2 separate regions of the Mus musculus genome follow, and region 1 is linked to region 2. Evidence: chromatin contacts called from ENCODE Hi-C or POLR2A ChIA-PET data. All regions are on one chromosome and are shown on one strand. The core of a region is the stretch at or near the end of the contact, and the rest is flanking DNA. Distances in the headings are between cores, read along the strand shown.

Region 1 (3,362 bases), core at 749-3,248, 37 kb after region 2:
GCTGGGATTAGAGGTATTATTATTTTTAAAAGACAAGGGCTGTCTAAGTACTCCTGGCTGTCCTGGCGCTCGCTGTGGAGCCCAGGCTGACCTTGAACTTGCAGTGATTCTCCTGCCTCTGCTGGGACTACAGATATGAGCCAGTGTACCTGGCTTTTTATTGTAGTTTTAATACTTCATTTTAATCATATAGTCTGGCTGCCCAGCATGTCATAGTAAACATGGTTAGGGACCTTGGAGTGTTACAAGCACTGCTGCAACAACTCATTCCCGGGCACTGCCTTTAACAGGTAGTCTTAGACCAGAATGATAGTCTTTTTTTTTTTTTTCTTTTTTTTAACAGATTGCTGGGTGTGGAGGGGAGGTATTTGAGTGCATTTTCTAAATTCTCTTCTCAATATAGGACATCATTGCATGAGAGGCACTTAAAGAATTTAAAGGTCCTTATAGGCAGGGAATGGTGCCCTAAGGTGTAGAATCCAGCATTTCCAGTTGCCTAGCTGTGTGTGCCTTAGCAAATCAGGCTCTCTGGTTCTAATTGTTCACCAAATAGGGTTCTTATTAGGATTAAAAATAAGCTATTATTATTATTTACTTTTTTTGGTTCCTGGGACTGGATGCACAAAATAAGGTTGAAGAATCCATAGTAGCAATACAAAAACAGTTATTTCCAAGTTCCATGACCAGTGCGGTGCGAGGTCATTTGAAACTCGGTGAAAAGTTTTGCCTGGGCAAGATCTTCAAGGTAGATACCCTAGCCTGCTTTTTCTATAAGTGTGATAAAACTCCGACCAAAAACAGCTAGCGGAGGAAAAGGTGTATTTGGCATTCATTTCCTGAGGAAAGTCAAACAGCAACTCAAGCAGGGGGCGTGAACCACAGGGGAGCAATGACTTGTTTCCCTACACACACACACACACACACACACACACACACACCGTTTGTATGTCTCTGATCCCTAGAGTTGAACTTGCAGAATGCTGTGAGCTCCCTTATGGCTGAGGGAAATGAGTTCAAGTCCTTCGGAAGAACAGCCTGTACTTTTAACCTCTGAGCTAATTCTCCAGGCCCCATCCCCACCCCCAGCTTTCTAATAAAATCTAGCTGACCTGCCCAGCGTGGAACCTCCCGCAGTGGGCTAGGTCCTCCCACACAAACCATCAGTGACACATAGGCCAATATGATACAGGCATTGCCCCAAGTGAGGATCCCTGCCTATTCCAAGGTGTTTCTAGTTTGGGTCAAGTAAACAAAATCTAACACAGTTGTCTTCTTAGGAACAGAGACAAATACAACTTATATAGTCTCAGGTTTCTGTAATAATAAAGATGTGCAATAATCCTTGTAAGGTTTAAGGCCTTGGAAGAAAAAAAAATCACTGATTGGAAGCAATAGCTTATATAACACTTGGGAAATGTGTAAAATCCGGGATGAGTAGGAAAAAGTGTTTGCCTAGAGGGTCAAAAGACGAGCTCAATGTAAACTATGACATCATTTGACTATTTTTACACGAGTGTGGAATGTAGGTAAAGGGTCACACAGCCCATGAGACATTAAGGCCATTGGACATGGACATTAATGTGTAGACTAAGCACGCGCAAACAGCACACAAACAAAATATCATGATGCACGTTTTTGAAAGAACAGTCCTAAGATTAGTAACGAGTGTCTATTACTCTAGGACGTGATGAAACTCAATTGCAATCTCACATTCTTGACTCTGCAACCTTAGGAATTTGGCGACTGGAGGTTTCATTGGGTGAGAGGCTTTTAAGAGCGAGCCCTGGTCCAGCCCACTTTTCATGGGGTAAAGAGCACCTGAAAAACAGTGCTAGGTTCCGGATATAACGGAGTCTTAACGCACAGACGCCTTAGTCAAAGCGTCACTACTACTTTTGCTTTTGTTGCTTGCTTTGCTCTGTGATCCTCCCAGCTCAGCAAGCACACAGCTCAGTCTAAGGACTGCAGGCAGGCAGCTGGCCACTAGAGGATCTCTTAACTTTCTCTGCGGAACCGAGGGCTGAAGTCAACGACGCAAAATGGTGGCCTCGTCTTTCGCTGTCCTGAGAGCAAGCAGGTTGTGCCAACAGGATTGGAAGAGCTGGGCGCGGCTGTTTGTACCTCCGCCGCTCAGCACTGGTGGCCGGACCACTTGGGCGCGGACAAATGCGACGCTGAGCGTAGAGCCCGAGGGCCGCAGCTGCTGGGACGAGCCGCTGAGCATCGCCGTGCGCGGCCTGGCCCCCGAGCAGCCCGTCACGCTGCGCTCTGCCTTGCGCGACGAGAAGGGCGCGCTCTTCCGAGCCCACGCGCGCTACCGCGCCGACGCTGGCGGCGAGCTGAACCTGGCGCGCGCGCCCGCGCTGGGCGGCAGCTTCTCGGGGCTCGAGCCCATGGGGCTGCTCTGGGCCATGGAGCCCGAACGGCCTCTCTGGCGCCTGATCAAGCGCGACGTGCAGACGCCCTTCTTGGTGGAGCTGGAGGTGCTGGACGGACACGAGCCCGATGGCGGGCAGCGGCTGGCGCAGGCGGTGCACGAGCGTCACTTCTTGGCTCCCGGGGTGCGGCGCGTGCCCGTACGAGAGGGCCGGGTGCGCGCCACGCTCTTCCTGCCCCCAGGTGAGCAGCCCTCCACATTTCCCTTTGCTCAAAGTTCCCTGTGGGTGTTTGTTTGTTTGTTTGCTTTTGGTTTTTTTTGAGACAGGGTTTCTTGTATAGCCCTGGCTGTCCTGGAACTCACTCTAGACCAGGCTGGCCTCGAACTCAGAAGTGAAGAAAAGGGTAGCTCCAAATGATCTAGGACTTGGTGGGAAGGAGATAGGACTGGACTGGACTGGACTGGACCGGAAGAAGCCTGTTATAGTGATGCTGTTTGCCTGAAGCTGGTCCTTCAATTCCGCTGCTAAATTAAAAGGGCATCATAAGACAAGGGGAGAGGCTCCTAATAATAAAGTCCGCAGTGTTACACCCACATCCCCTAATGTTCTTTTAGAATGTCTTCTGTCTTTTCTTGTGGCAGTGTGGGAACTCAAACTTGGCAAGCACTCTTCTACGAAGTTTCCAATATTTTTAATTTTTCTTGGTTTTTAGCTGCATATGGAGGTTCCAGCAAAGGAGGCAGGAGAATCAACAGAACTCTCAGGCAGTGATGGGGGAAAGAACTCTCAGGAGAAGCCATTAGTATTCTGACATTGAGACAAGCTTCATACACTTGGGCTAGAGGGTGTGGCTCCGTTGGTAGAGTGCTTGCTTGGAGTAGTACTGGGTGCTATCCCCAGCACAGGGTAAACCTGGCAAGAAGGCACAGCACTGCAATCCCAGCACCCACAGGTCGAGGTGGGAGAACCAGAAGCTCTCGTTCA
Region 2 (3,213 bases), core at 629-3,128:
GTTCCCTCGTGGTAGGGTAGAAGAGGCCGCAGGAGCAGGTCGCAGCCAGTCACACTTCACCCTCACTCAGAGCAGAGAATAAAGACGCTGTGCAGATCGCTTGCTTGCTTTCCCCTCTTACCCACTCCAGGACGCCAGCCCATGGGATGGATGGTACTGCTCACTTTTACAGCGGGTCTTCCTACTTCAACCTAAGGTAAACAATCTCTCACAGAGGTGCCCAGAGACTTGCCTCTTTAGTGATTCTAGATCCTGACTGTAGTCATAATGTTATTGTGTACTATGTAAAGATTATTCATGAATTATTCAAATGTGGACTTCTGTACCCCCATATATATTTGCAATCCTTATTCTGAGAATCTCATGTCTCAATGTGGTGAAAAACTTGCTCTACAATAATTCCCTGATTGGTCAGTAAAGAACTGATCAGCCAATGAATGAGCACGAAAGAGAATAGGGCTGGACATTTGCAGAGTTCGAGAGAGGAAGTGGGGATTGGCTGGGAGGAGAGACTCCAAGAGAGATAAGGAAAAGGAGAAAGAAAAAACAAAGAGCAGTCCGGGAGCCCAGAGAACCAGATCAGTACTAAAATGCTGCAAGTATCAGGAAGATTCTGTCGGGAAGGTGCTAGATTAGCATAAAGGATTAAAATAGAGTAACCTGCTCAGTTGTTGTGCCCTTAAAGCTTTTTGAGTAAATATACTAGTCCAGTCTCAATTCTTTGGGAGTTAGCTGGGTTAAGAGGAAAACTGCAACACACTATGTAAAATAACACTAACACCTGTCAAGTTGACAATCGGTGTTAACCATCACAGGTTCCAATCAATTCATTTAAGCTACCTAACTCCCTGAGAAAGTATTGCCATCCTGCCCAATCAAGACCTATGTTCTGCCAGGCATGGTGGTACATACATATGTAAAATACACACACACACACACACACACACACACACACACACACACACACACACACACTCACAAGAATGCTTGCAGAAGCGGTGTCTGCGGGGGGCTAGAGATGATGGTTCAGTGGTTAAAGAGTGTTTACGACTCTATCCAAGGATCAGAGAGAGATTTCCACAAACTACTGTACTAAGAGATTTCTCTGGCCTCCTTGAGACATACACGTACGCATGCACAAACTTTTTAAAAAGTCAGAAGCTTGAAGAAGAGGAGGAGGAGGAGAAACAGCCTATTGCAATGTCATATTGAGAGGCAAGCCCAGGAGTTTGAGGTTAGAAAGGACTATGTAGCAATACACTGACAAAGTGGAGAAGTCCCTAACTTCCTTTTCAGAGGAAGAATATTAATTACAAGCGGCTCACCCTGTAACCTCAGCCTTCCCCGTGCATGAACCACCATACCTGGCAAGGCTTTGTAACTGAGGAGAGAGAGGAAAAAGAAGAGGAGAGGCTTAACAATGAAGTTTTCTGCAGTGAAGAGAGCCAGTAAGAGCTGTGCTTCATACAGAATATCAAACTTTGCCTTCATTCCATTCTACCAGGAAACTGCCTAGGAACAAAAATGCCTACCACAAAAATGAGAAAGCGGACTAAAACAGGAAGCCAGGCTCAGCGCTGCACACCTTTAATCCCAGCAATCGCGAGGCAGAGACAGAAATCTCTGTGAGTTCAAAGCCAACTTGGCTCACCTAATAAGTTCTAGGACTATATAGCTACGGCTTCTGTAGAAAGATTCTGTCCCAGAAAAGCAAAAAAGAGGAATGAAGTTGTTTTCTTTTGAAATGCCTCGTGCCTTCTTTTCTTACACGGAGTCTTTATCTGGTAGAGAATTTTGCCTTGCCAGTGCATACTACCGCGGTTTTAAAAGGTGACAAACCGGGCTAGCTGTAGGACCCAGGAAGACGGTAGGCTTGGCCTACCCAGGGAATGCCGAAGGACTCGCCCCCTTCCCAGAAAGCACCACGGCCGCGGAAGCGTGGGACCCGCCGGCCGCCCCGCTATGGACGAGCTACCGAATGGCAACGGTGCGGCGCTGCTGAAGCGCGGGCGGGGGAGGCGCCGGCGGCACCCGCAGTCGCAGCCCCGCGGCGCGTCGGTCTTGGCCCTGCCCTTGCGGCCCCGGAAGATCCGAAGGCACCGGAAAAGTGCGGCGGCGTCCCGCGTGGCCGCGCTGAGAGCTCGCGCGCTCCGGAGCGAGGACTCGGACTCGAAAGTGGCGGTGGCCTCGGTTCGGGGCAAGCGGAAGAGGCCGGCAGAGCTGCTGGAGGCCTCGCGGTCGGCGGAGCCGCGGCCGGTGTCAGCGCGCCCGAGGTCGGCTTCGGCGACGCTGCCGAGCCGCGTGGAGGGATGGGCTGCGCTCTCCCGGAACCTGGGGACGGCCGCTCCGCCGCCGCCGGGCTCGCACGCGGATGAGCCGGGGCGACCCCGGGCTTCGCCGCTGCAGCAGGTACTGACGGAGCTGAACGGCATCCCCAGCAGCCGGAGGCGCGCCGCCCGCCTCTTCGAGTGGCTCCTGGCGCCCCTGCCTCCGGACCACTTCTACCGGCGGCTGTGGGAGCGGGAGGCGGTGCTGGTGCGGCGGCAGGACCGCAGCTACTACGAGGGTCTCTTCTCCACCGCCGACCTGGACTCGATGCTGCGCTACGAGGACGTGCAATTCGGGCAGCATCTGGACGCCGCGCGCTACGTCGATGGACGGCGGGAGACCTTGAACCCGCCGGGCCGCGCGCTTCCCGCCGCCGCGTGGTCCTTGTACCGAGCCGGCTGCTCCTTGCGCCTCCTGTGCCCGCAAGCCTTCTCGCCCACCGTGTGGCAGTTTCTGGCCGTGCTCCAGGAGCAGTTTGGCAGCATGGCGGGCTCCAACGTCTACCTCACGCCCCCGGACTCGCAGGGCTTTGCTCCTCACTACGATGACATCGAGGCTTTCGTGTTGCAGCTGGAAGGTCGGAAACTCTGGCGCGTCTACCGACCGCGGGACCCGAGTGAGGAGTTGGCCCTGACATCTAGTCCCAACTTCAGCCAGGAGGACCTTGGTGAGCCTGTGCTGCAAACGGTACTGGAACCTGGAGACCTGCTCTATTTTCCTCGGGGCTTCATTCACCAAGCTGAATGTCAGGATGGAGTCCACTCCCTACACCTCACCTTGTCCACCTACCAGCGCAATACATGGGGTGACTTCCTGGAGGCTGTACTGCCTCTGGCAGTGCAAGCGGCCATAGAGGAGAACGTGGAGTTCCGCAGAGGCTTGCCC

Evidence for each region. A loop is a pair of places that touch in the nucleus more often than their neighbours do. ChIA-PET counts read pairs that join two places held with the same protein, here RNA polymerase II (POLR2A).
Region 1: POLR2A ChIA-PET joins it to region 2 with 27 read pairs in Patski. The contact joins the promoter of Acot2 here to the promoter of Riox1 in region 2. A Hi-C loop is called at or near these places in 1 of 37 maps with a recorded cell type or tissue (heart). POLR2A ChIA-PET finds 5 or more read pairs at or near these places in 3 of 5 experiments (Patski and embryonic stem cell).

The regions. Positions count from the first base shown.
Region 1 is chr12:83,985,863-83,989,224 of GRCm38, forward strand. Acot2 (acyl-CoA thioesterase 2) reads left to right here and starts at 1,999. Exons shown (of 3, transcript NM_134188.3): 1 at 1,999-2,619. The coding sequence starts at 2,040.
Region 2 is chr12:83,948,730-83,951,942 of GRCm38, forward strand. Riox1 (ribosomal oxygenase 1) reads left to right here and starts at 1,879. Exons shown (of 1, transcript NM_023633.3): 1 at 1,879-3,213. The coding sequence starts at 1,963. All of the region lies in intron 16 of Heatr4 (HEAT repeat containing 4), which reads right to left.